Linked DNA regions of Mus musculus: regions 2, 3, 4, 5, 6 and 7 are each linked to region 1. Evidence: chromatin loops called from intact Hi-C (ENCODE). Cell type or tissue: left cerebral cortex. All regions are shown on one strand.

Region 1 (4,000 bases):
AGGGATTGTGGCAGCAGGTAGGCATGGCACTGGAGCATGAGAGCTTACATCTGATCCGCAAGCACAGGCAGAGAGTGAGCTAACTGGGAATAGTGTGGGCCTTTGAAACCTCAAAAGGATACACATACCTTAAAAGGCCACACTTCTAAACCTTCTCAAAAACATTTCCACCAATTGAGGACCTAGCATTCAAATGGCCTAAGGAGGCCATTCTCATTCAAACCACAATAATCCCGCATCAAAGAAAATTATCATCACCCCAAGGATCCTGGTAGCCCACCCACCATACTAGAAGACAATCAGCTTCCATTCACAGTGTCCCTCAAAGGCCTTGCTTTGGTGTGACTCCCAGGGCCTAGAAAAATAGCAAAACCCAACAGCAAAACCGAGGTAAACTTGAAATGAGTATCTGCCCAATACCATTAAAAGGAGTAAAATATCTTCCTTTTTCTTTTAGTAGTGCTGCCTAAGTGGAATTCTCTGACCCAAGTAAGGACATATCCTGGGGTAAATGAGAGCCTTACACCCCAAATCACCCATGCCTGTCCTACAGGTGTGTGTGTGATTAAAGGCTTGAAAAGCTTTAGGGGGCCATTTTAATAAGTGGATCAAGTGAACTTCGACTTTCATCGTTGTACTAATTACACTGGTGGGTGGTGCCATGAAAATAATCTGCAGCACACTTGGACACGAAATCCCTTTAAAAATAAAAGTGCCATCTACACTCAACACTATTTCATACCTTGATATGTGTCTTTAGAAATGACCAATGGTAAATTTCATAGGCTCACCAAGACCTATTTGCTACCCTAAACCAAGACTGGGGGGGGGGGGGAGTAGGACAAAGCACTCACTCCTCCTCCTGTATTCTTGTGTCCTCTTTTAAGTTAAACCAGGGACTAGCTCAGAGAAAAACACTAGTCAGGTCAAGGCACACACACCAAAGCAGAACAGAAACAAACACTTGCACTAGCAGTATGGCTTAGGTTTTGGTTAGGGGGAGGGGAGCTGTTTTAGGTTTTGCCCCACAACACTTGGTCAGAAAGAAACAAGCCGACCCTAACTGCGGAATTTACAGTGCGGAGGCCTCTGAGAACGCCAGACGCTGGGGGAAAAAAAAAAAGAAAAAGAAAAAAAGAGAGAGAGAGGGAAAAAAAAAAGCCCCAAGCTCCTGATTGCTCACTGGTCACGCACGTGAAGCCCAGGCCCCATCCAGCACCAGCGGGCCTGTAGTCTCCTCCTAAAGTTGTCACAAAACCCGAAGATCACCGACGTTCAAAGGCGCACCCCTCCTACATAAACTCCTGCTCCCAGCACCCTTCTCTACGTAAGGGAAATTCCTAAGACGAGGATGTGGGTGAGTGCAGATCTGGAGAACCCCTCCCCAGCCCCAAAGCAACAGGTTTACACCCTCCCCAGGCCGTACTGGGCGGTCCCTCTCCCTCACCTAGCCAGAGGAGCCGCCCTCCGTCGTTGTCACCCCCCCACACACACCCTGGTCCCCGAGACCAGGCCTGGGAGTAGGTATGGGGAGGGGGCTCCCGGACTTCCCTGACAGTTTGCGCCTCGGAAACTGATCACAAACGGGCCAGCCACTATCCCCCGCGCGCCGCCGCGCGTCCACCGTGTTCCGGGAGCGCCGGCCCGCGCCTCGAGGATGAATGAGGCTCCCCTCCCCCACAAGGGGATCCCGCGCGGCCCCCAAGTCCCAGGGCGACGCGGGTCAGCCCAGCCAACCCCCTCTGGAGCCTCAGACAAAGAGATGCTGGGACGAACTGCAGAGCGTCCCTAAACTTGCCTTTCCCTCTCCCCAAAACAAAGGCGCACCCAGGCCTTTCCCGCCCCCCGCGCGCGCGGCCACTTCGGGGAGCGGCCGCCCCAGAGGTATTGTTCGGCGTGCAGGGAGCGCGCCCAACCTGGGGTTGGGGGGGCACACGGGAACTTGCCCCTCCTGAAGCTTCAGGGCCCGCGATTGGGGTCACCACCGCGCCCCTCGGCCCGAGAAGTTTGAGCCCCTGCCCGGCGTGTACTCACCTCGCCGCGAGCCGTGCAACTTGTGGCCGCGCACTCAGCGTACTGGCGGGTCCACCGTCACCAACCCCGGGCCGCGCGGAGGCCGACGAGGGCCAAGCGCCCCGGAGCAGCCGCGCGCTACCCCTGGCCCGCCACCTAGTCCACGAGAAGAGCTAGCGCTGGAAAGTTTCGGTGGCGAATGGCGGCCGGAGGGCGCTGCAGCGGCGGCGGGGCGGGGGCGCTGGCGGCTTGTCGCTCCCGAGCGTCGAGACTGGGGGGGGCTGGGCTGGGAGCGGCGGCGGCGGGAGAGGGCGGGACGGCGGGAGGGACCGACACGGCCAGTGACCTCCGCTGGGAGCGGACGCGAGCAAGCCTACCCAGGCTGGGAGACGTGCCAAGAGGGTCGACAGCGCGCCGCCCTCCCCAGACACCTGGAAGAGGCTCTCTACAGCCCTGCCCTCCCCCACCGCGTGCCCGCCGGCCCCTCCCCGAGCTCCTTGGGGGGGCAGCGTCCCCACGCGGCAGCCCCTCCCCCCAGTAAGGGCTAGGACGCCAGGCCCGCCCTTCCCCGGACCAAGTCCAGACCCAGCCCCCCGGGGGCAGGGAAAAGACTTACATCTCGGCACAGTTCTTCACCCTAAAGCCTCCCCACCCCCACCTCTCCCCGCCCCAAGCCCAAGGTGGAGGAGGGAAGCCTGAGCATTGCCCTCTGGGCCCCAACCAGGCCCCTACCAGGCTCAGAGAGGAATGAGGGGGGAACAGGGCCCCTACACGGATACTCAATCCCACACCCCTCACGCCAAGGTGGCTCGGGAGGAGGGGGGATGGGAACAAGGGCCACCCTGAAGATTTAAAGAGGGAATGGTAACCCAAGCCACTGAAAGTGTTACCCTCCCCCACCTCAAAAGATGAAGCCGCCCAGCTAGCCTAGAAGGTTCTCGTGTAACACCATCTCCAAGCGCATCTTCTTCAAAATTAACGACATAAAGCATCCCCCTCCCCAGTTGCCTTTACGCCCACCGCAAAAATTGAGGACTCGGGCGCAGCCATGACCTTTGCAAAACACCTCTCGGCCAATAGTCAGAAATGCATAGGGGAGACGCTTTAACACAAGACTAAGGCACAAATAAGCTGGGACTATGGAGGACTATGTTAGGGTACTGGGGCCCTCAAATCTGTAAATCCCCACCCCCAGGCCTGAAACCGCAGGCGCTGGCAAAGTGTTTTCTGTTGCCAAGGCTGGTAAGGCCCAGCCCTGGCGCTTCCTCTCTTCCACATCGGTGACGATTTCCCCCCATACTCCCGCCTTTAATTCAATTAAATAAATATTCGGCCCTCCTCCTCAGCACCTTTGGTGTCTGCCTTGCTGAGTATTTTTAAAATCAATTTGCCCCTCCCTTAGGCTTCTAATGAGCTCGGTGCTAAGCGCCCAGTAACACTCCGCAATTTAAACCCTAACCTCACTTGCTCCTTCCTTGAACACTAGGCATTTGTTGCTCTGGTAGTTGGGGGTGGAGGGGAGAACCTGGGGCGAGTTTTTAAGGGGCCGGTTCTCCATCAAAAAGGCGGACCTCAAATTTACCTTGCAAAATATTTCTACGAAACGTCAAATATGTCAAACGACTGTTGGTACACAGTTATTAGAGCGCATCAATAAAAAATCCACACTTACACAGTCTCCATAATTGTGAATCAGCAGTACACAGGCTTATTAGCTATCAGCTGCCATTCAAGCACCCCCACCCCCAAAGGACTTGGTAGGGCTCCCTTGAGCCTGCCCTTCTTAGCTCTTGGGCTCCTGAGCTTGTGCAGACTGATGCTGAGGTATTATGAAGGGTGCAATCGAAAACCTGAGCCTGCTCGTGATGCAACCCTGGCCCAGTTTACACGTGCTTCCCTTCCCCCACTGCATGCTGGTGGTAGCGCTGCGTTTTTTCCGCCTGTAGGGTCACATTGTGGTTGATTGATTCTCCTTTCGCCTTGCTCA
Region 2 (4,000 bases), 77 kb after region 1:
TCATGACAAACACTGAGGCTTTATGGGACGTTTATGAAGTGTTCCTCTCAAAGGTATGGCCAGAGAGCTTTTCCCAAGGTCTTCTAATGGATGGGGATTTGTGGATGTTAGGAGCTATTTCCTGCCAGCCTGGTCAGTCATCTTCAACTCTTGGAAATGTGGTCAGTATTGTATTTTCTACCTTTAAGTCTAATTCTGGCTGATGGCTGTGCTTAAAGTACTTGTCAAGTAAGCAAGAACGATGGGAGTTCAGGTCCCTGAAACCCACACAAAAATGAACACTGTATCCAACATCCATAATCCCAGTGCTCACAGCTCACAGAATGGAAGAGAGAGAGAGAGAGAGAGAGAGAGAACGAACCCTGGAAAACCCACTTTGTCCTTTGACCTTTATACATATGCCATGGCATAAGTGCACCCATGTGCTCCCCACTCCCAGGATATGTATACAGATATACATAGAATGGAACAGAAAATCCGGAATATCCAAGCAGGCAAGGTTAACATACTTATCCCTGACCTATATTTGTTTGTCACACTGAGAACTGTAGAGGAAAAGGCTACTTACATAATTACACAATTACACACTCTTCCACTTTTGAGTGCCGAGCAAGTGCAGTGTCACTGAGCTGTAACCTTTTATTGTCTTGAATCAAGGTTTCATACATCTCAGACTCAGAACCTTTTTTCTTTGTAATAATGATTTTTCTTTTAAAGTCATTTCTTCCCCGTTTACTAAAATAGATTCTTTTCTCCTACAATATATCCTGATTACAGTTTCTCCTCTCTCTGTTCTTCCCAGTTCTTCCCTACCTCCCCTCCCATCAGATCCACTCCCTTTCTGTCTATCTGTAGAAAAGAACTGGCTTTTAGGCGATAACGACAAAACATAACAATACAAACTGTGAAATTGACGACGACCTGAAAAAGTTCTGGTCCTCTTGCCTCCACCTCTCCAGCACTGTGATTACAGGTGTGTGCCACCATGCTCAGTTGGAACGCAGTGCTGCCAACACCCGGGTTTCATGCCTGCTAGTCAAGCGCACTACCCAGAGATACATCCCCAGCCCATGTTTTAAAACAGACACAGTGAGCCGGGTATGGTGGTGCACGCCTTTAATCCCAGCACTCGGGAGGCAGAGGCAGGCAGATTTCTGAGTTCGAGGCCAGCCTGGGCTATAGCCAAAACTACCCAAAAAAGCCAGGGGGTAGGGGGCGCAGGGGACAGCAGTGTGTACCCTACAGCGGCCATGAAAGTCATATCAGTTATGTAAAGAAGTGTGCTTGGCATATGTTAGCAAGACCTTAAGTGTCTGTGCTTGTGTAAACGACGCTCATTGCTATGTAAGAGAAATAAAGATGACCAAGGCTGGCCCCGGTGTCCCCAAATAAGTTCCCATCCCAGAGCACCCACCAGATCAAGAGCTATATTTGTGCCCCAGTTGGCTTCTGTCCTTCTCAGATCCGGGCTTCTAAAACTTGTCCAGCCATGGACTTTGGGAGCCACATCCTGGTCCTCTGCAGGCTAGGATTGGGGCCCTCACCGTCCTCCTTGACAAAGTGAGTTCCAGGACAGCCAAGGCTATACAGATAAATGAAACCCTGTCTCGAAAAACCAAAAAAACCAAAAGCCAAACAACAACAACAACAACAACAAAAACCCAAAAGAAAAAACAAACAAGACACAGCAATTCTTTGCAATCAGGAGTGGTTAATACATTCTGGCATAAAAAAATTCCACTGCCCTCAGTTAAAGTCTGAGTTTGAAAAATATCTAGTGACCTAGAAAAATATTTTTACAGCTATGTAACCTAATCACAGTGTTCAACTGCTTGCACAGAGCACGCTTAGTTTTATTACCCACCTCCCCTCCCCCTCAACTCTCATTTTTGGAGGGGAAAATGTTTTTGCACAGGGAAAGACCTTTAGATAGAATAACACATTTGAGCATTCAAGCGCTTCCCGCTAAGCACACCACTGCTCCCCAGTTTCCCTATTTTATAGGGTCTCTGGGTTTCCCAGAAGGTCCCCAACCCCTGTGGAGGATGTGAACCCGGCCGCCTTTGAGGAGTCCAGCGATTACAACCTAGGCCCAGCTGGGGGCGGGGCGCGGAGACTGCGCAGCTCTTTGAAGCTCCTCGGTAGTTCCTTCCCAGTTAGCGCAGGCGCAGGCTCTGACCTCTTAACAAAGAACAGGTTCGGCAGCCGCCCCTCCCCCGCCGGGGAGGCGGAGGGACCACGTGACCTTTGGAAGCATGCGCTCGCCAGCCCTCTGGGAGCCTGGCTGGTAACCGGGCTGGAAAGTGGGCGGGGGAGGGGGGGGGGAGAAAGAATTGAGCAGGGTGGGGAGGAAGGGGCAGGGCTGCAGCTGGAATGCACACGGCTCAGGGAGGAAAAGGGGAGGGGGAGGAGGTGGAGGAGGAGGGGGGAAGAAAAAGGGTGGAAAGCGCGAAGGAGGGGGCTGGGAAGGAGGGAGGACCTAGGAAATGGAGGAGGAGGGGCAGGTTTGGAAAGTGAAAAGGTGGGGGATGGAAAGTAGAGCTGGAAGGAGGGGAGTTGGGAAATGAAATGGAGGGGAATGGGAAGTGGAGGAAGGAAGGGGAGGTAGGTGAGCAGGAAGGGGGTGGGCGGTGGCAGAGGAGGGCCGGGTCAGTAGGAGGGAGGGGGATGGGAGGGGGATGGGAGAAGGGGTGGGGCACTTCTCTGCGGAGACTCATTAAGATGCAATTGACATTTTTTTTAAAACAGACTGTATAAATTTACAGTTTCCTTTTGAACCCAAGCAGACAATGTTCAAACTCGTCAGATTTCTGTTTCGGAATGCAAATGAAAACACGCCCAGTTTCTGGAAAGCTTAATTGAGGACTTAAGAAAACAGATTTAAAACACAGCCATAGTAGGGCAGATCCTAGCCTTCTACCAAAGTGATCTTGAGTTTTCTTTTCTTCTCTCTCTCTCTCTCTCTCTCTCTCTCTCTTTTCTTACTTAAAAAGAGACCATTGTTTAATAATAAAATGGCCTAGGTCTTCCTTGAATGTAACAGGAACTACTGCTTAAAAAAAAAAACTTCAAAAAAATGACAATTCACATTTTTGTGTATATGTGTTGGGGACAGGAATGGGTGGATGAGGCAGTGGTATCTTGGGATTCTCTCCATGTGGCTCACCGTGTCCCCCTACCCCCACATAAAGAAGCACTTCCAGTTCTCCCCCACTCGCCCCAGTTACAAGGCAAATCAGAATAAAAAAAGGAAGGAGAAAAGAAAGACCCCTCCCCTAAAAAATAGAATGCCAGTTAAACCAAAAAGCAATCCCCTCCTATGAAAAACTGAACACCTCTCCAAATTGGGGCACAGCCACTTGCTCCCTCCATGCAAGCTTTGTGGGTTATGTTATGCTTTTTGTCCCTTCTAAAGAGATATGCAAGACCTTTAAATGCCATTCTGTGCACACAACTTTAAAATAGCCAGGTGCAAACTGGCAAAGGTGTAGTTCACCATCTGTTACCAGTGCACACAGCCAGACTGGCCAGCATCTCCATGTGCAGTGACTTTGTTGCTCTGCTAATGATAGAGTGACTCCTCAGAGGTAAAACCGGAATCCTAGGAGATTACAGATGGCCTTGCTATATCTTATCGGTCAGCTCAGAAAGGCAAGTTTGTAGAGACATCTCATCTCCCAAGGTCTTGCCTTGAGCAAACAATTTCAGGAAGGAGAGATTGCAGAAAAGAAATGTGGGCTACTGCTGCTACAATTACCTCATTCCCAAGTCCCTTACTCCAACACTTTATATAGATCAGCTTTATCCCCCCTGTGAGACCCCTCAATTTCCCACAGGAGAGAGGCTGCTACTCCCTCGCTGTGGGTGTTAATAAATACAGTGCTGTCTGTCAAAGGTTAGACTCTGCGTTCTTTCTGACTTTTGTCTCAGAAAGCTAACAACTAAGACTGCTGAAGCCAGGCCCACAAACTGGCTTGTCTAAGCAGTCGTCATGGGTTTT
Region 3 (4,000 bases), 68 kb before region 1:
TTTCATCATCCACCTTCCCCTTAAAACATTCAAGGGGCACCTAATGTTATCCATATGCTGGGAGTGATAAAGATATATGGAAAAATGCATGTTCCTTCTCTGCTCCTGGCTCATCAAAATTATCAGTTAGCTAAAGTCGTGGCACATACCTGTCACCTCATCACTAGTTTGAGGACAGCCTGGAATGCAGAGTAAGACTGTGTGACAAAATAAACCAACTAATAAATAACACTGGAAATAAAAACAAAGTATTTTGAGCTGGGTGGTAGTGGCACATGCCTTTAATCCCAGCACTCAGGAGACAGAGGCAGGTGGATCTCTGAGTTTACAGCCTGGTCTACAAAGTGAGTTCCGGGACAGCCAGAGCTACACAGAGAAACCCTGTCTCCCTCTCAAAAAAAAAAAAAAAAAAAAAAAAAAAAAAAAAAAAAAAGAAATTATTACTTCAAACTTTTCCTTTTTACATCAAAATAAAAATGGTTTTTGCACTAATTCCTTGTAACTTTTTCTTTGCTTTTAGGGTGTAGGCGAATGCATACATGTCTCTCTCTCTCTCTCTGTTTCTCTTTCTGTCTGTGTGTGCGCTCATGCACACTTGCGCATGCACCTCTTACCCAGCTTATGAAGTTAAACATGGGCACAACCACACCCAACTTTTACATGGGTGCTGGGGATCTGAGTGCTGGTCTTCATGAACATTTCTAGCTCTAATACCTCACTTTCATTTTCTGCTTTTTCTGTAAACCTCATGAAGCCTATTTAAGGCCCAGACTTCAATGGAGTTTAGAGAAAGATCACCCTTTAACAGGTAAAGAGATAGAAAATAACTTGGGTGTGTTAAACCTGACATACAAGAATTTATTTCTAAGTTATTTTTTTATTTGTGTTTATATGTATGTGCATGTATATGGCACAGAGGCCAGAAAAAGAGTCCCTAGAGTCAGAGTTACAGGTAGTAGTGAACCAACTGACTTGGTGCTGGGAACAGAGCTCAGGTCCTCTGCAAGAGAAATGAGCACTCTGAACCACTGAGCCATTTCTCTAGCCACCAAGACTTTTTAATTGCAGTAAAATGCAAGGATTTGGGTACTTTGTTAATCATTAGAAATCTTTCTTGTATAAACCACTTTTGAAGAACTATATCTCTCACATTCAGACCTGAATGACCTCCAAAGCTTTGCCTAGGGTCTGGCAGAAACTGTGTGATCCAGTATTCATCACACTAAATTTAGAAATACATTGTGTCCCCGAGGCACTTCCACAGGAAGCGAGATTAAAATAGGATGCATGCCGCTAACACATCAGAATTCAAAAGCTACTGCCAGCTACCAACCTCCAAGAAACCACAACAGTCTCAGTAAGCGAAACCCTTATCTTTCCCCACCCAGGAAAGGAGGGGGGAAATGATCTCACAATCACATACAAAATAACAAAAATGAAATAACAAGATGGGCCAGAGAAAGTAGATGGTAACAACAAAGAGAAATAGAGCTGAAGCCACCATGAAGGTACTACTAACCCAAAGTTTGCCAATGAACACAGCATTCTATTGGGAGGATGGGTACCACAGATCTAATGCTTATTCAATAATAAAAACAAACCATCAGAAAACCCAGCTTCTAGACTTCTTATGCGTGTATAAAATTTCTTCTGCGGGTCCCAGAAAGAAAGCATTCTCAAGGAGGGGGAAACAACAGGGACAGTTCTTTAGTAATTCTTAATCCTGGCTAAATGGCAACACTAAAAAATAACTAACAAATAAAATCTGGGTGGCTATGGTACAGTTCCCTGCAGCCTGGCTTACTCCCAGGATACATGCAGAACCACTCACAAGCCCAAATGAGCTACATGCTGGTCACAAGAGGTTGCAGAAAAAACTTGCTGAATCTTGCAATCACATTTTGGTGCCAGTAAGTATATACAGAGTGCAGTGGATAAGCCTCACACTCGGGGAAACACCTTCAGGATCATGGTGTCTCCTCTACCAGGAAGTAAGTATCCATAATATTGGTTTAAACAGTTGTTTAATAACCTATCATATGGCGATCAGGGTCATTCACCCCTGCCCTCAAGCCTTCAACTTATTATAAATAATAATGCATGAAGGCTAGAACATTTTTTAAATTTTTTTATTCATCTATACTTTAAATGTGTTTATTGCAATGCTAGAAATTAAACCCTGGAACCCTGCATGTGCTAGGCAAGTGCTCTACCACTGAAGTACATCCCCAGCTTAAGACCCTTTCTTTGTCTTTCTTTTGAAGCAGACTCTATGTATATGTAAATGGTCTGGGACTCTTTAAGCAGCTTGAGAGATCTTGACTTCCTTATCCCCTGCCTTCAACTGAGTTCCAACATTAAAAGGCATACACTACCATATCTCTATGTAGTGCTGGGGAACAAACCCAGTGTTTCCTGCATGCTTAGGGAAGTATTCCACCAACTAAGTTAAACATCCACTGCTAATTTGTTTCACTTCATTTCCATTCATTTGAGATGGGTTCTCCTTATGTAGCCCTAATTGAGCCAGAACTTGAAATGTAGATCAGTATTGTCCTAGCAATCCCCATATCTCTACCTCTAAATGCTGAAATTATAGGCATCAGCCACCATGCCTGGCCTACAAGAATAACATTTTTTTTTGGTATCAAAACATTGTGTGGATTACCTATACAGTAAAACCCAAAGCTTGGCTTTCATAATCTAATGCTTCAGAAAAGCATACCTAAAGAGCAAGACCATACTACACAATGAAACTGTATTCTATGGCGATGTTTAAATAATATTTCCATTTATTACACAAAGATCTGACTATTTACAAAATAGTCACATTCATGAGTCTATATACATAAGACTGTTAACAATATCTGGTGGGTTCATTAAAATTTGTCCAGATTCCTTAAGAAATAATTTTGAAACATCTAGCATTAAAACATTGTCATGAATTTGGGTTGGGAATTTCAGAAGGAAAAACCCTAACATTTCAGTCTAGAAACACAATCATTACAATATGAGAATCAGAGGCCTCAAACTTGAATTGCAGTATGTTCTGGTTATACAAGAGCCAACTGCCTGAATAGGCTCTTCCCTGTGTCTGCTCTTCCTCTTATCTGTGTGAACAGAGTGACTAATTGAATCCCGTTCTCTCAGACAAAAACCCAGTGACTTAGGTTCCTTTGACAAAAGGAATACAGCAAAGGCAATGTTTTCTTGACAGCAAATGTCTTCTCTACTGCTTTCCTGGCTAAAAATAAAGCAAGCTTCCATCTCTGTCTTTCTGTCTCTTTAATTTGTTTGGTTTTAGGTTTTATTTAGCACATATGAGTGTTTTGCCTGTATGCATGTGTATGTACACCACATGCATGCCTAGTACACACGGGGGTTAGCACAGGGTGTCAGATGCCTTGGAACTGCGGTTATGGATGGTGTGAACCTGAGTCCTCTGGAAGAACAAGAAATGTTCTTGACCACTGAGCTATCTCAAGTCCCAGTAGGATATGTTTGGACTCCCCCTATTATCTCAAGTCCTGCACATAAGGAGTAGTCATTTGGTATATATGGAGTCTACTTAAATTTTAGCAAGTAAGTTTAGTGTAGAAACACATGGACTCAGTATTCTGCAAGTTGGAAGGGTAGTAACTCTGAGAAGTAAACACCACCTTTTTTTTTAACACTCTTGAGAGCTTAGCCTCTGAGGCACAAATAAGTCAGCTTATTAGAGAAACAATATTTTATCATACCAGACACTGATCAAAATATTACAGTTGTAAGAAACTATAAAAATATCACAAAGCCTTGCCATTTCAGAAGTTGACATTAATGACAGAAGAATCATTATTAAGTGATTCTATTTCAAAACTGTCTATATTTGGATAATGGATCACATTGTCACCATATGTTTACTTGGTCAATAACCAAGATGGTGAAGGTTTTTGCTGAACCAACTAGGAAAAGTCAAGTCCTGAGCATATGTCTCTACACAGACACTAGGACTTCTTAA
Region 4 (4,000 bases), 200 kb after region 1:
AGACAGATTCTCTCCTCTGAGTTTCAGTGCTCAGAGCACTCTCTGCTGGCAAGCTCTCTTACAGGGAAGGTGCGCAGATATCTTGTTTTTGGACCTCCTCCTGGTCGAAGAAGAAGGCCCAAAACAGGGCCTCTCTCAGAAGCTGTGTTGCTTTGGCAGTTCCCAGAAGCTGTCAGCTTCTGTGGTGCAGACTCTCACCTGTGCAGACTAAAATCCTAAGTTCCAGGGAGTCCTGGAACCAAGATGGTGACCGCTGCTCCTGAGGCCGAGGCCGTCTCCCGAGCCAGGCGGACACCTATCCTCTGGTCCGGATGGTGGCCGGTTATCAGCGGCCCGCCCAGGCTGCTGCCTCAGCGGCTCTGTGCTTCCGCCCGTCCCAGAAGCTGTCCGGTTCTCTGGTGCACCCTCTAACCTGTTCAGACTAATTTCCTAGGTCCCGCGGAGTCCGGGAACCCAGATGGCGACCGCTGCTGCTGAGGCTGAGGTCGCCTCCCAAGCCAGGCGGACACCTGTCCTCTGGTCCGGATGGTGGCCGGTTGTCTGCGGCCCGCCCAGGCTGCTGCCTCAGCGGCTCTGTGCTTCTGCCCGTCCCAGAAGCTGTCCGGTTCTCTGGCGCACCCTCTAACCTGTTCAGACTAATTTCCTAAGTTCTGCTGAGTCCCGGAACCAAGATGGCGACCGCTGCTGCTGAGGCTGAGGTCGCCTCCCAAGCCAGGCGGACACCTGTCCTCTGGTCCGGATGGTGGCCGGTTATCTGCGGCCCGCCCAGGCTGCTGCCTCAGCGGCTCTGTGCTTCCGCCCGTCCCAGAAGCTGTCCGGTTCTCTGGTGCACCCTCTAACCTGTTCAGACTAATTTCCTAGGTCCCGCGGAGTCCCGGAACCCAGATGGCGACCGCTGCTGCTGAGGCTGAGGTCACCTCCCAAGCCAGGCGGACACCTGTCCTCTGGTCCGGATGGTGGCCGGTTGTCTGCGGCCCGCCCAGGCTGCTGCCTCAGCGGCTCTGTGCTTCTGCCCGTCCCAGAAGCTGTCCGGTTCTCTGGCGCACCCTCTAACCTGTTCAGACTAATTTCCTAAGTTCTGAGAGTCTCTCTTTAAAAATGACTCTAGCTTGTGTGATGTTGACATAAAACTAGCCAGGTCTCTGGCCATGCATTTCCAACAGCCTCTGAAGGGCCCACACAAGAATTTATGACAAGACATCCCTCCAACACATCTTAGTTTCTTCTCCAGTTGCTATGATAAAATACTCTGACAAAAACAACTTAAGGAAGAAGTTAACCCCCCTTAACATGTAGGTTCCAAGATATCATGGTGGGAAAGTCAAGATAGAAGGAGCTTGAAACAACTGGTGACATCACACCTACAATCAGACAATCAGGAAACAGAGAGTGATGCATGCTAGTGCTCAGCTTGCTTTCTCTCTTGTACTGTCCTGGAAGTCTTACTATAGTTCTGCTCACAATTGAGATGGTCTTTCATGTCAACTAACACAAGCAAGATATGCCTCCACAGACATTGCCAGAGACCCATGTCCTGGGTGATTCTAGATCTTATCAAGTTGACAGCTGAGGTTAACCATCAGAGTAATGAAATTAATTTTTACCTTCCAGTAATTTTATGATTTTCTGGCTTAAGTATAGGGGATACTATTACGAGGAAAAGGTTGTCTCTTGAAGGATAAGAGGAAATTGTGTCCTGGTTGTGGTAGACTCAAGCTAATTTGCATGCCTGGTTTGACCTTTACTGCCATCTGCTGGAGCGTCTGAGAGGATCTTTGTGTATCCTTTAGAGTTATTCTTCCCTGTAGTCTTTGGCCCTCTGCCATTCCCTTATGTCCCACTTACCTTAACTACAGCCTCCTCACCAAGCTCCAAGTCTCATGTTAGCCTCTTAACATTTTTTTGAGATTAGAATTATAACATTTCTCCATCCCCTTTCTTCCCTCCAAACCCTCCCGCATACCCCTCCTTTCTCTTTTAAATTTGTGACATCCTTCCTCATTAATTGTTGATATAATTAATGCAAGATCAGAAGTACATGATGATTTTTGGCTAGCATGCTTTACATGAGACCTTGTCTAAACAACAGTACATTCAATGCATACTTAATATTTTTAGTTATGGTATGTGGTCTCATGTTAAGGATGGGTTTTGACTAAATGTTGCTTTATTAACTGCCATGTAAATAATTTATAGTTTTAACAAGTACATCTAGAGAAGTTTAAAAGAACACTTAATCTACTAAATGACTATCTTAGCAAAACTTGAAAATGACGCCTCCTTCATTAGCTTTGATACTGTTCCAGTTTAAGAAATTGCAGACAAAGCCTAAGAGCTCTATGATGAGTGTGGGCGTCTGGACTTGGTGATGTGGTTCCAACTGCAGTCAACTTCACTTTGGAGAAATAGGTTGAGTAGGTCATAATTGTATGTACATTTTTGCTAATTTGTGCAGAAAAGAAAATGGGCAATGGTTACGAGTCTTTGAATTTCTCACTCATACTGTGTGTACGCAGGCTCCTTGTGGCTTTGAAAGATGAAGTTATTTAAGCCTATGAATGACACTGAGGTAGTTGGGAATATAATATTTCTCCCTGACTGTAGCACATTTATAAGTGTTGGAGTATTGCTTGGGTTGTAAGAGGAAAAGGGTTGGGTGCTCCTAGCATCTTAGAGACAGCTCTGCTCTTGTGAGAAATGATGATCCTTACTTCATAAGAGTACTGGAGAATCAAAGTACTAGAAGTGACATGGATTTGCATTTGTTTCTGCAGAAGTCTGGTTTCAGCCTGGACAAAAGCAAAGCAAAGCAAGCAAGCAACCAAACAAACAAAGCAAGAACAAAAAAAAAAAAAAAAAAAAAAACAAAAAACAAAAAACAAAAAACAAACAAACAAAAAAAAAAACAAAAAGAAGTCTGTCACACTCATTTGGCACAAAACAGTAGTTTTGATATTTCTAATGGCATCCCCTGGTTCCCTTTTGTTTCTTATTGGCTGAGTTCTTTAGGAAAGTGCTATCTTCATTGTGTCTGTAACTTCAATCCTAGGATGAACTGAGAGTGTCTAGACAAGCAGGTGCCAGCTGCCACCCAGTGAAGACAAGGGCCTAGTAGTGCTTCCTGCTTTTCTAATTCTTTTATGATCTCCAAGTGTACCTTATATTGGGTCCTGACTTTTAATGCTTCTGTGTATATAAATAAAAAGTTGTGAGAGTGGGTATAGAACACAAACCTAGACAGGAGACCACTAAAGGGGGTATGAGGTGTTGAAAAAGGAGGGGAGAACAGCAGGTCACATGAAACATAAAAGTAGAGAGGAAGATACCGAGGGTGGAAGACTGAAGGGAAGGGAAAGAAGCTGGGAAGAGAACCTACAAAAACAAATTTTGATTGAAAAATGCCACAATGACACTTAATTCTTTCTCAACGAATTGGGACAAAAATGGACGATAGTGATTTATTTATTAGTTCCCAAATGCCAGTGCTCTTCAGGCTGACAAACCCTCAAACTTTCCATAGAAAGATCAAAGGTAGGTTAATTAAGACAGAATGCAATGCCTTTAATTAACTTATTTAAAAATTTTAGATTTTTATTTTCACTTGTATGTGTCCTGTGAGTGTAGGCCTTGTGCACAGGTACTCTTAGAAACGATATGTTTCTCTGAATCCAGAGTTACAGATGGTTATGAATTGCTTGATGTGGGAGCTGGTAATCAAACTCAGGTCCTCTGGAAGCAGCCAGTGCTCTTAACTGCTAAGCCATCTCTCTCACCCCTAATATTATTTTTGGAAGATAATTACTGTGTCTTTCTTCCTGTATGGGTGTGTGTATGTATGTGTGCATATGTGTTTGTCGCTACAAGTGTGCATGTATGCACTTGTGCACTTAAGCATGGAAAGTAGAGGTTAGTGCCAAGTATTTTCTTAATTATACTCTGCTCTTTTTGTGGGAGGAAGAATAGAATTCTTTTACTGAACCTGGAACTTGATGGTTAGGTT
Region 5 (4,000 bases), 190 kb after region 1:
TTTTCTCTGCACATGAATGTTCTTGCATGTGGCTTTTTTTTTTTTAAGATTTAAAATTTGATCTATGTCTACCTCAGGGAAAAGAATGATTTTGGGCAAAATCTGGATCCATATTTCTCAGGAATATTGCCTGAGAAGTCAATTACAATGATATTAGGCCGGGTATGTCCCTGACTTAAGTGGTGGCCAAAGGATTAGCTAGCTGGCTGTAGAAAAGATTCTGCACACATGTAAACACATCAGTCAGCTGGTTCACAGTCTGGTTTTATCTACTTGTGTGCTGATTTACCTCATCAATCAATGTCACATTGTGGAACACATCTTAGATTTATAACACATGTGTAATTGTGTCTGGCACAGCTAGGAAACCATCAGGGGGCTGTTATCATGAATTAAACTCCAGACTTGCTTTGAGTTTTATTCATTTTCTCATAGAAATCCTGTTGCCTCACCTTTTCCCTCCCTCCTGCGTGCCTACAGTCCAGCCATCCTGCCCAGCAGCTTACATACAGTTGGGTCATCCTCATGTTCTTGGCTGCGAGGTTTCTTCATATTGCCCTTATTTTTCATGTTTTGAAGTTTTTGCAGAATGTTCTCCAGTGGTTTTCTTGATGTATCTCCAATGATCAGTGTATTGAAGGGTTTTGAACAGAGGTGAGGTGATTTTTGTCAGGGCCCAAACTTATGGGCATATTATAGCCCCATGGTGTTATCTAATGATGCTGACCTTGATCACCTGATTAGGTAACACTGCACTGGGAACTCACTTTCTATTTTCTCTTTCTATATTCTATTCTCTGGCCTTGAGTCACTAAGTTCTTTGTGATAATTTTTAGGGGGACAGTCTATGTCCATGAGTATGTAGGTGTGTGTGTGTATGTGTGTGTGTGTGTGTGTGTGTGTGTGTGTATCTATCAAGAGAGATAAACAAAAAGGATTGTGTTAATATATTTGGAGGTACAAGAGGCTTTGAGTTACGTGGGAATGAGAAGGATGACATGTAGCATTGAGAAGGTCTCATAGTGGCAGAAAGGATGAAATCAGTATAAGAAGACTACTTTTTCACTGCTTCTCCATTTTATTTTTTAAGAAACAAGATGTTTTTGTATAGTCTAGGTTGCCTCTTTAGGATGCAGTCCAGGCTGGGTTTGAAATCATTATTATGCCTTAGCTTTCTGAGGGTTGGAATGACAGGTATCTGATATCACACCCAAATTCAGGCTGTGTTTCAACACTTTTTCATTTGAGGATGTAGTTCCTGATGTTGACAATAGTGCTTACGATGTCACCCACCATTCTGGCTATCTACATGGCATTCCACAGTGCCCTGCAGACAGTGGATTATCTATGCCCTTTTTTGTGTTTGTTATGGGTCAGAAAGCAGAAGTACACGGCTTCATTAATTGTTCAAGGACTTCAAACTGTTTCAAAGAAAACAATGGCTCTGATCAAATGTAGCAGAGGTTGCTCAGTATATGCCAAGGACTGTTTTACAATGACATCCTTAGCCCAAAATGGTTGTCATTAGTTTAATGCCAATAGCATATTCTTTGGAATAGGACACCTCATGCCTCCCATATTTCACTCCCTCCAGGTGCTCATAGTTCTTCAGACTCTGCTGTGATTATGAGAATAAAAAGATTCTATCTCAGCCTGACCTTCTAGCCCCAAAAGGAGATAAAAGCAAACCCTCCTCCTCTGTAGACAGGGCTAATTGCATCTTTGTACCGTGGAAATGAATGATATTTTAAGAAGTAAGATCTCACTCTCTTAGGAGCTGAACAAGTACCCTCTTAGCTTCTGCAGAAGTTTCCACAGCAACGCAAGTTGGAGTACTTCCCCCACTTCCCAGCCTCCCCTAAAATCTGCTCCAACAAATTGTCTTAGAAAAAGAGCTGGCAAATGGTGTCTTTCACTGGCTGAGAATGTCATTATCTTTGATCTGTGTAAAAGCAGCTCCCAAATGAGATGCAAACTGAGTTGCTTTTAAGAAATCAAGTCGTGGGAAGAATAAAAGCTATCAAACTCGAGTTCTCATCCAGCCAAATGGGATTCAGAACTAAAAATAAAAGCCTCTTTTCTTTTGTGGGGAAGAAATGAAACCCAGCCCCGACTGACCCTAGAGGCTACAGTACCCAAGCCAAGCATCACTGAACCTTGCGCTTCCGACCATCTTTGGCTCTATTGTGAAACAAAACAAAACAAAACAAAACAAAAAACTTCTCTCGTTGCTGCAACAAAATACCTGACAAAAAGCTACTTAAGAAAGAAGAATTTATTTTGCCCCAAGGCTCCAGGGTGTCTGCACGGTGGGAAGTCATAATGGCATGGATTTGAGGTGGCTGGTCACATTGCTGCTGGTCACTAGCTCACATTCTCTTTTTCATGAAGTCCATAGCCTCAAACCATAGATTAGTACTACCCACATTTAGAGAGCATTTTTCCACCTCAGTTAACCTAACCTAGATAATTATTTACAGATATGCCCAAATGTTTGTTTCCATAGTGACCCTAGATCTTGTCAAGTTGGCAATCAAGCATTGGCTTTTAGGAGGTAAGTTTTGAATGTCAATGAGCTGAGAGCTGAGTTTTGAATCTGTTGTTACCTACCATAACTCACACAGATGAAAGTGTAGTCTATGTGGTAAAGAACTGACAAGATCTTGAGACCTTATTTTTATCCTTTTGGAATATTTATTTGCTAGTTTTAATTCTGTATCTGCGTATACATATATGCATGTGACTATAGGTGTTCCTGGTGGTCAGTCATTGGATCCATTCAAGCTACGGTTAGAGACATTCATGAGCCATCTGGCATTGGTGCTAGTAACAGAACTCTGGTCCTCTGGAAGAACAGTGATTGCTTTCAACCGCTGAGCCATTTCTTCAACCCTGAAGATTTAATATTTTGCTCTCCCAGACCTTGATTTCACTGATAAACAGCATGAGCCAAGTGGAGCTGGTAAGCCCAGTGACTAGAGAAGTTCAGGGCTCTCCTGACTCCCATAGATTGTTTTAAACTGCCAGAATTATGGGTATTTCTGTAGACAGCATTGCTGCATTTACTTGGTCTGAAATTCTTCATTGGGTACCTAAAGCTTACTTGTATATATATATATCTGAGGTGGAGACCAGAAATACAAAGGGTCATGACCTGTCCCTTAGATGCATTCTATCTTGCTTCCACACAGCAGGGAAGGGATTAAAGTAATGGTGATTGTCTTAGGGTTTACTATGCTGTGAATAAAACACCATTACTAAAAGCAACTTGGTGAGGAAAGGGTTTATCTCATTTTATACTTCCAGGTAACAGACCATTGCTGAGGAAAATCAAGACAGGAAATCAAGCAGGGTAGGAAGCTGGAGGCAGAAATTGAAGAAGAAGCCATGGAAGAGTGCTGCTTACTGGATTGCTCCTGGATTACTAAACCTGCTTCTTTCTTATACAGTCTAGGACCACCTTCCCAGGATTTGTGCTCGGTTTGAATGTGTGACCCCAGGCCCTCCCACATCAAGCATTAATCAAGGAAATGCCTGATGGACTTGTTTATACCCCACTCACATGGAAGCATTTTCTCAATTGAGAGTCTCTCTTTTTTTTTTTTTTTTTCTTTCCATTTTTTATTAGGTATTTAGCTCATTTACATTTCCAATGCTATACCAAAAGTCCCCCATACCCACCCACCCCCACTCCCCTACCCGCCCACTCCCCCTTTTTGGCCCTGGCGTTCCCCTGTTCTGGGGCATATAAAGTTTGTGTGTCCAATGGGCCTCTCTTTCCAGTGATGGCCGACTAGGCCATCTTTTGATACATATGCAGCTAGAGTCAAGAGCTCCGGGGTACTGGTTAGTTCATAATGTTGATCCACCTATAGGGTTGCAGATCCCTTTAGCTCCTTGGGTACTTTCTCTAGCTCCTCCATTGGGAGCCCTGTGATCCATCCATTAGCTGACTGTGGGCATCCACTTCTGTGTTTGCTAGGCCCCGGCATAGTCTCAC
Region 6 (4,000 bases), 210 kb before region 1:
AGCACCTGTAGATGGGCAAGCAGTCATATGTCACTTAGTTTCATGAGGGGTGGGGGTGTGTGGAGGGAGAGAGAGAGACAGAGAGAGAGCACACACTAGTGCACAGGTCATTTAAACCATGTTACTAAATAATTCTCTAGGCAAAACAAAAACAAACAAAAACTAAAACAACAACAACAAAAACAGGATTACCCTTTACCCATTTAGAGCCACAGAATGTCAGATTTATGCAGCTAATTAGGATTACTTGCAACCTGGTACCACAGAAATGGCCTTATTTACACAGAAAGAATTGCTTGCTGGGAAATGGTACTGCAAAATTGCTTACCCTAACCTACAGAGGACTCTTCCTTGTATGGATAACGATGGGTACACATATTTTTCTACCCACCCAAGTCAATTTCCAGTGTTAGTGAATGGCAGTGGCATATGTGAATATTTCTAAAGCCCCTCCCTTTTTTCTACAAACAGTACTTGCTTCAAAAAGTAAAAAAGAAAAACAGATGAACAAAAAAGAATGTCATAAGCTCTTTGTTAGTGAGAATGGGTAGTATGGATATTTACTGGGATGTATCCAAGGAGTAATTTGCCCTAATATTACAAATCCATTAGTGTGGCTTGCAAGTAAAGCAGATTTTGCAGGCTTTACATTTTTAATTTATCTTTATTTTATGTGCATTAGTGTTTTGCTTCTATGTATGTCTGTGTGAAGGTGCCAGAATCCCTGGGGCTGGAGTTACAGGCAGTCATGAGTTGCATTTGAGTGTTGAACCTGGGTCCTCTGGGACATTAGCCAATGCTCTTAAGCCATCTCTCCAGCCCGGCTTTACATGTTTGTTTTGACTGATATTTTATTTACTTCTGTTCTTGTGTGTGCTACACAGGTCACTACATTCAGCTTCTTTCAATTTATTATGAATAATTTTTGGCTTGATGAAGTTTGCTCTTACACTCTGTACCCAGAAAGGACACATCATCTCCTGGAACAGGAAGAGTTTCTGTTTTGAGTTTAGCCTGGAGCTGTTTATGTAAACCAGGCTGCTCTCCCACTCCTACAGAACTGCCTGGCCTTACCCTCCCACTCTAGTTCTGGGACTTGGCTTCTTGGTGTCCCATAACCACAAACACTTAAGTTCCTATTAGCTTATTATAAAATATGTCATTCATTCATTAGATTCAGGATGATGACTGAATTCTACGGTGATGTCTGACATGGCTTGCAGAGTGAGAGCTCTTAGCTGAGTTTTTGCAGGGCCAAAAACATCTCATGGGACTAGGTAGAAAACGCCGACTGACCTGAGTTGTCCAATGATATTTGGTTTCATAGCCAAATCATGGATCTGAAAAACGTTGGTCAGGCTAAGGGCTATGCATGCATCTTTGGAAAGTATGCCTTTCCTTCCTGACTAGGGTGTGGATTCTGTTTGAGAAAGGTAATGTGCTGTCTCTACACTTATCTTACTCTGGCTTTGGAGCTGAGGCCAACTCTGGCAGAAGACACTGCTAGAGTGCACAACTTCTTACTTCCACAAGATGGCACCCCATGCCTGGTATGCGTATTCTCATTTCCTTCAGATAAGTACATGAAGATGTTTTGCCAGAAGAGATCCCAGAAATGGCCTGCCACCCCACCCCCTTTGCCACCCCACCCCCTTTGAGTGGGGCCACCACTCCCAGTTACGTGGAGACTATCTCTATACACACCATAGAGCTTTGCTCAGCATAAGGAAGGTGATACTCCAGTGTGATAGTTATTATATACTGAGGGGATCTCATTGTGAACAAGGAAAGTGGTCATCTCTACTTATTTGCTTGCTTAGGAAAGAGAACACAATGGATTGATTCTAGTAAGATGTTTGCGTTTTTATAATATTATTTAAGTAGGAGAGTTGTAACATTCTAGTGCCAAGAGCTACTTTAGTTTTTTGCCCACTGATTTTATTGCGGGAAAATGCACATCCCATGTAATTGTTCGTTTAGCCATAGTTACTGTACAATTCAATGATACTATGAATACTTAAGCTTTGGTGACCATCGCACATCTATGCTGTGCTCCTCCTAGCTGCAGATTTCCCCTTATGGCTATCCTCATTGTCTCTCCTCATAGAGCCTTCAGATTGCTATTTGGAAGGGCAAACAACCAAGCCAGCCTGTTCCTCAGGACAGCACATTGCTCATGACTTCTAAGCAGCCACTTCTTTTTTTAAAAAATATTTTTATTAGGTATTTTCCTCAATTACATTTCAAATGCTATCCCAAAAGTCCCCCATACCCTCCCCACCCCACTTCCCTACCCACCCACTCCCACTTTTTGGCCCTGGCGTTCCCCTGTACTGGGGCATATAAAGTTTGCATGTCCAATGGGCCTCTCTTTCCAGTGATGGCCAACTAGGCCATCTTTTGATACATATGCAGCTAGAGTCAAGAGCTCCGGGGTACTGGTTAGTTCATAATGTTGTTCCACCTATAGGGTTGCAGAACCCTTTAGCTCCTTGGATACCTTCTCTAGCTCCTCCATTGGGGGCCCTGTGATCCATTCAATAGCTGACTGTGATCATCCACTTCTGTGTTTGCTAGGCCCCAGCATAGTCTCACAAGAGACAGCTATATCAGGGTCCTTTCAGCAAAATCTTGCTAGTGTATGCAATGGTGTCAGCGTTTGAAGGCTGATTATGGGATGGATCCCTGGATATGGCAGTCTCTAGATGGTCCATCCTTTTGTCTCAGCTCCAACTTTGTCTCTGTAACTCCTTCCATGGGTGTTTTGTTCCCATTTCTTTTTTTTCCATTTTTTATTAGGTATTTAGCTCATTTACATTTCCAATGCTATACCAAAAGTCCCCCATACCCACCCACCCCCACTCCCCTACCCACCCACTCCCCCCTTTTGGCCCTGGCATTCCCCTGTACTGGGGCATACAAAGTTTGCGTGTTCAATGGGCCTCTCTTTCCAGTGATGGCCGACTAGGCCATCTTTTGATACATATGCAGCTAGAGTCAAAGAAGGGGCAAAGTGTCCACACTTTGGTCTTCGTTCTTCTTCAGTTTCATGTGTTTTGCAAATTGTATCTTATATCTTGGGTATTCTGGGTTTCTGGGCTAATATCCACTTATCAGTGAGTACATATCAGTTGAGTTCTTTTGTGATTGTGTTACCTCACTCAGGATGATGCCCTCCAGGTCCAACCATTTGCCTAGGAATTTCATAAATTCATTCTTTTTAATAGCTGAGTAGTACTCCATTGTGTAAATATACCACATTTTTTTGTATCCATTCCTCTGTTGAGGGGCATCTGGGTTCTTTCCAGCTTCTGGCTATTATAAATAAGGCTAAGCAGCCACTTCTTCGTCCAAATAAGAACCTTTGTTAAATCTTTTAACCTTGCTTGAAACAACTGCTGTTGATGACTTAGATCACACATAATGCAGTGATGTCCTGCTCAAATCCATGCACACAGTACAAAAAATGCTATGAGACAGTGCATGAAAATACAGTATAAACATGGTTTAATATTTGCATGTTTGCATGGTATTCAGCAATGTTCATATTAATTTAGATAATCTTTTTGACAATTTATGCTTAGTGTCTAACATTTTTACCTTTAAGAATAAATTTTGGGCCTGGGCCAGGAGGTGGTGCCACACGCCTTTGATCCCAGCACTTGGGAGGTAGAGGCAGGCGGATTTCTGAGTTCCAGAGACAGCCAGGGCTACATAGAGAAACCCTATCATGGAATAAATAAATAAATAAATAAATAAATAAATAAATAAAATTAGGAGGAGGAGGCGGCTCGGGGCAATCAAGAAGCAAGCCAGAGCAGGGTGTGAGTCAAGGAGCCCCACCTTCAGTGAGAGCCCAGGCCAAGGGCTCAACACAACTCCCCCGGGCCTGCCTCAGCTTCAGGGGCTGCGGGCAGTGCTAGGTGGTCATGGGGAGGCCAGAAAAAGCGGGCGCCCTCACGTGAGGTTTGAGGGGAACTCACTGGCTGCCCCCTTGGCT
Region 7 (4,000 bases), 58 kb before region 1:
GCTTCTTCAGAGGAGGAAAGGTACATCTCTACACCTTAGAGTTGGCTGAGCAGCTGCTGTTACAGGTACACAGAAGTTTGCACCATGAATAATTCCCCACCTCTAAAACTTTATTTATGGAGAAAAACCTCCATGTAAAAACACTTGGAAGTGACAATATGTCTAACAATGGTGCTGAGCCAACAAAACTCTACCCTTTGTGCTTACAGGGGACACTGTGCCTGAAAGGCAACCCCTCTATCTTTAGCTATCTCTACTTCCATAAGCAAGGGAAACCTTGCCATGTAGGCTACAGAATGAGAGCAGAGGAACATCTTGTTGGAGTTGCAAACTTCAGCCTAGTGGTAAAATCACATGAGGTAAAACATTCTGGGGACAGGAAGAGAAGACTAGTATAGGGCGCTATAGATCTGCAACAGCATCCTAGGCTTCCAGCTAGCAGAGACCAGAAGTACCCCTCCCACACCAACACTATTAGGCTCATACCAAGCAAGTAGGCACACACGTGCACCCACCCACATACCCACACACACACCAGCATCCTAACTTGTCAAAACTTTGCAGTATAAAAACAATCCAAACTTGTTTTGTTTTTTAAGACAGACTCTTGTAATGTAGTCCTAACTGGCCTAGAACTTGCTATGCAGCCCAGTGTGGCATCAAATTTGAAATAATCTTTCTGCCTTGGCTCCTGAATGCTGGGATTACAAAAGTGAGCCACCACACCCAGCCAGCCTGAGTTACTCCATCCTCAACACTATCTCAATCTATCTTTCTAGATTCTTTTCAATCACACCATACTTCCCTTCTTTGGGGAATCTAAAAGACATTGCCTGGGAAAATGCCATAGTGGATAAAGAACCCCCTATGCAAACACAGCGGTAAGGTCCTCAGTTCAGATCCCCCAAATCCACGTAAAACACCAGATTCGTAACATGAGATTTTTAACCCAAGCAACATTTGAAGGCAGAGAGACTCTTACCTGAAGCTCAACCACTAGTTAGCCTAGCTCAATCAATGTGTTTCTAGTTCTCATCTCTCATTCTAGGATGAGAGAAATCTCATCCTCAAAAGTAAGGTATGTAGGATGGAGATGGCTTGGCAGTTAATAGCCTGTACTCTCTCCTGGAAGACCCAAGCTGGGTTCCCAGCACCAGCTCACAACCATCTCTAACTCCAGCTCTAGGGGACGACACCAAGTACCTTCTTTTGGCTCCATAGACATATAAACATACACAGTATACATTCACAGGCATGTGATAAGTCTTTTTGGAAACCCAATTTTAAAAAATAAAATAAAGGTAGAGATCACTAGAAGACAACCAATATCAATAGAGGAAAGACACCCAACATCTGGTCTCTACACCCACATGCAAACATGCACGCACATACACCAACTAGTACAAATACCTCCCCAACACACAACATATATACACACCAAAAAAGTAAAAACAGCATACTCTCCTATTGAATTGAGTGACCTACATTCTATGAAAATGACCTAAATGTAAAATCTGTGCAACTTATTTTTCCATTAAAAAAAAAAGTTTCTATGTTATGAAGAAGATTCAGAAAATTCCGACAGAAACAGAGATTGGCTCTCTCTCTCTCTCTCTCTCTCTCTCTCTCTCTCTCTCTCTCTCTCTCTCATTAGCTTTGCTCAGAAGCCCGAGGCCAGGGGGAACTCGGGAGACCATCCTGCACGTCAAAGCGCATCATCTTTCCCATGGCTGGCCGAGATTTCTGCAGGTTACATAAATATTACTTTTGAATGGTTGTTTATTTTCTTTCCACTTGTGGACGGAGAATTAAATGGATGGCTGGAAACAGTCTACATCAAAGCTCTTTTATCCCTTTAACCATGCCTTCAATGAACACTTTCATCCAACTCCAATCACCATGCCCTACCCCCACATACAAAGCAGAGCCTAACTGCAGAATATTGTGCAGGCTATTTCTAGGATCCCAGGCTTGTAACTCCCTTTAACACAACCAAACTCACAAGTGAAGGGGCTCTTAGAAATGAAACCAATTCCCCAGGGTGGGCTCGGAGTGAGTAAGCTGTCATACAAGTGTGTCTTTGGCTCTGAATCCTCAGAACAGTTTGATCTATGGCCACCATCCCCTGACACCCTCCCCAGTCTTCCCTCTGAGGCTAAAGACTGACTTTCATGAAAGCAGTCCCTCATGTCATAAAACAAGGTTCATGTTTTTGGGTGCTTGCAGGCCTATGTGAGGGTCTACAGCTAACATCAGATGCCCTTCCTCAGCTGCTCTCCACCTTAGGTTTTGAAAGAGTCTCAAACTGAACCTAATAGGCTAAACTGGCCAGCTAGCAATTTCTAGAGATTATGTCTCTGTCCCCACAGCCTAGCTCTGGTGTTAGAGCAAGTGCTGCCATACCCAGGTTTTCACATAAGGGCTGAAGATTTGAACTCAGTTCCTCACATTTGTAAGAACAAGCATTTTGCCAACTGAGCTACCCATCACACACTTTACCACTTTTAATTCCACCCTCCCCCCACCATCAACTACTTAAAAGTTCAGAGCTTGAAAGCGTCTAAAACTAAACAGTATGCAAAGTTGGGCCCAGCAGGTGTAGACCAGAGATCCCTGTAAATCAGCACGACAATAGCCCTAATTCTAGGAACCTAAATACACAGGATGGGGCCTGGGCAACAAAGGAAAAAGAAAACCACTGAAGCAAGAGGGAAAAGGGGGGGTAGGAGAACCCATATCAGCTACATCTGACAATGAGAATCAGCAGGAAGCCAAACAGGTAAACAATACCCACCTCCAGGGCCCCCTTACTGAAAGAGCCAAGATCCAAACACCACCAACAAAGAGCAAACTTAACCGCTCCCAGCTTCTAATTGCCATGGTAATTAAGACTTATTCTAGGCCAGGGCCTGGGAATTTACTCTGGGAACCAATAGCTTTGCATCCCCAGAAAGAAAGATACACTTAAAAAGGTTATAGAGGAACTTGACCAAAAAACAAACAAACAAAAAACAAAAAAACCCAAGACTCACCTTGAAGACTCCCAACTAGTCAAATTGTGCATCTAATACAAGTATGACAATGATGGATTATAATACATTTTTAAAGAATGTATGACTGCATTGGTTGCTTCTATTGTTCTAACAAGATACCAGACAAAAGCCATTTAAAGATGAAAGGGTTTATTTTGGCTCACAGTTTGAACAGTCTATCAGGACAGAAAAAGCACAACCTTTGAAGGAAGCTGGACAAATTGTAGAGACAGTCAGGAGCAAAGAAGTAAATCAGCTCAGTTTTTTCATTCAGTCTAGAACCAGCCCATAGGGTGGTGTCACCCACAGCTACGATAGGTCTTCCCAAAGGAGTGAACATTATCTAGGCATATCTTAGAGGTCTGAAGAGTCTTGATCCTATCAAGTTAATAATCAAATCAAAATCACACAGCAACTCTTCTCTAAAAAAGCACAGCTGAATGCTCTTTTAGACTAGGGGATTGGAGAGATGGCTCTGTAGTTAAGTTACCTGTTTCTCCTGCAGAGGACCAGGATTGAATTCCCAGCATCAACATGGTGGCTCATAACTGTCTTTACATACTTCCAGGGAATCCAACGTCCTTTTCTGGCCTCCATGGCATGCATGTAGTACACATACATTCAGGCAAACACTCATACACACAAAATAAAAATAGATCTAAAAGAAAATAATATTGTATTCTAATATAAGCAAAATGGATAGGAGAATTAGAAACATCATTTTTTGTTGCTGTTGTTGTATTTAACTAATAGCATGTGGCTCAAGAAATTGCCCAAACAAAATGTTTTCCACATTGTAGACCCACCCAATAATTCTACTTTGCTTGTGTTTATCATGAACCCAGCTACTGTCAACATCCATGTGAATAGGACTGGTAGAATCCTGATAACAAAGAGCCACAGTTCCCCAAATGTGCCCTTCTCAACATGTGTAATACAATGATGATCCTCTGTAAGAGCAGCACATG

The links. Hi-C counts contacts between places; a loop is a spot of excess contacts. Peaks named below come from ENCODE experiments on the same cell type or tissue, not always from the same donor. Only the 100,000 strongest peaks of a DNase experiment are listed, where the experiment ranks them.
Region 2: a loop joins it to region 1, with 18 times the contacts of the local background. A loop is called at or near these places in 32 of 42 quality-filtered maps.
Region 3: a loop joins it to region 1, with 2.9 times the contacts of the local background. A loop is called at or near these places in 6 of 42 quality-filtered maps.
Region 4: it touches region 1 in a loop (3-fold over the local background); 12 of 42 quality-filtered maps call a loop at or near these places.
Region 5: a loop joins it to region 1, with 2.7 times the contacts of the local background. A loop is called at or near these places in 12 of 42 quality-filtered maps.
Region 6: a loop joins it to region 1, with 2.6 times the contacts of the local background. A loop is called at or near these places in 9 of 42 quality-filtered maps.
Region 7: a loop joins it to region 1, with 6 times the contacts of the local background. A loop is called at or near these places in 5 of 42 quality-filtered maps.

Annotation. Positions count from the first base shown.
Region 1 is chrX:77,509,304-77,513,303 of GRCm38, reverse strand. It overlaps Tbl1x (transducin (beta)-like 1 X-linked), which reads right to left and starts at 2,077. Exons shown (of 16, transcript NM_020601.2): 1 at 2,035-2,077. In left cerebral cortex, CTCF peaks have their summits at 2,194 and 2,396; DNase peaks (open chromatin) are centred at 2,418, 2,920, 3,314, 3,952 and 2 more places; H3K4me3 peaks cover 3,122 bases; H3K27ac peaks cover 2,868 bases.
Region 2 is chrX:77,431,852-77,435,851 of GRCm38, reverse strand. No RefSeq gene overlaps it. Among named protein-coding and RNA genes, the nearest start is that of Tbl1x, 77 kb to the left of the region's middle. In left cerebral cortex, a CTCF peak has its summit at 2,087 (motif pointing right); DNase peaks (open chromatin) are centred at 2,197 and 2,791; H3K4me3 peaks cover 741 bases; H3K27ac peaks cover 1,909 bases.
Region 3 is chrX:77,577,486-77,581,485 of GRCm38, reverse strand. The region is part of intron 1 of Tbl1x (transducin (beta)-like 1 X-linked); the gene reads right to left. Among named protein-coding and RNA genes, the nearest start is that of Gm52447, 63 kb to the left of the region's middle. In left cerebral cortex, no CTCF peak of the experiment used is centred here; DNase peaks (open chromatin) are centred at 1,276, 1,806 and 3,130; H3K27ac peaks cover 692 bases.
Region 4 is chrX:77,312,345-77,316,344 of GRCm38, reverse strand. No RefSeq gene overlaps it. Among named protein-coding and RNA genes, the nearest start is that of Tbl1x, 200 kb to the left of the region's middle. In left cerebral cortex, a CTCF peak has its summit at 1,748 (motif pointing left); a DNase peak (open chromatin) is centred at 1,775.
Region 5 is chrX:77,321,719-77,325,718 of GRCm38, reverse strand. No RefSeq gene overlaps it. Among named protein-coding and RNA genes, the nearest start is that of Tbl1x, 190 kb to the left of the region's middle. In left cerebral cortex, no CTCF peak of the experiment used is centred here; a DNase peak (open chromatin) is centred at 1,893.
Region 6 is chrX:77,718,090-77,722,089 of GRCm38, reverse strand. It overlaps the pseudogene Gm14746. Among named protein-coding and RNA genes, the nearest start is that of Cldn34-ps, 45 kb to the right of the region's middle. In left cerebral cortex, a CTCF peak has its summit at 1,525 (motif pointing right); a DNase peak (open chromatin) is centred at 1,541.
Region 7 is chrX:77,566,854-77,570,853 of GRCm38, reverse strand. The region is part of intron 1 of Tbl1x (transducin (beta)-like 1 X-linked); the gene reads right to left. Among named protein-coding and RNA genes, the nearest start is that of Tbl1x, 58 kb to the right of the region's middle. In left cerebral cortex, no CTCF peak of the experiment used is centred here; a DNase peak (open chromatin) is centred at 1,997.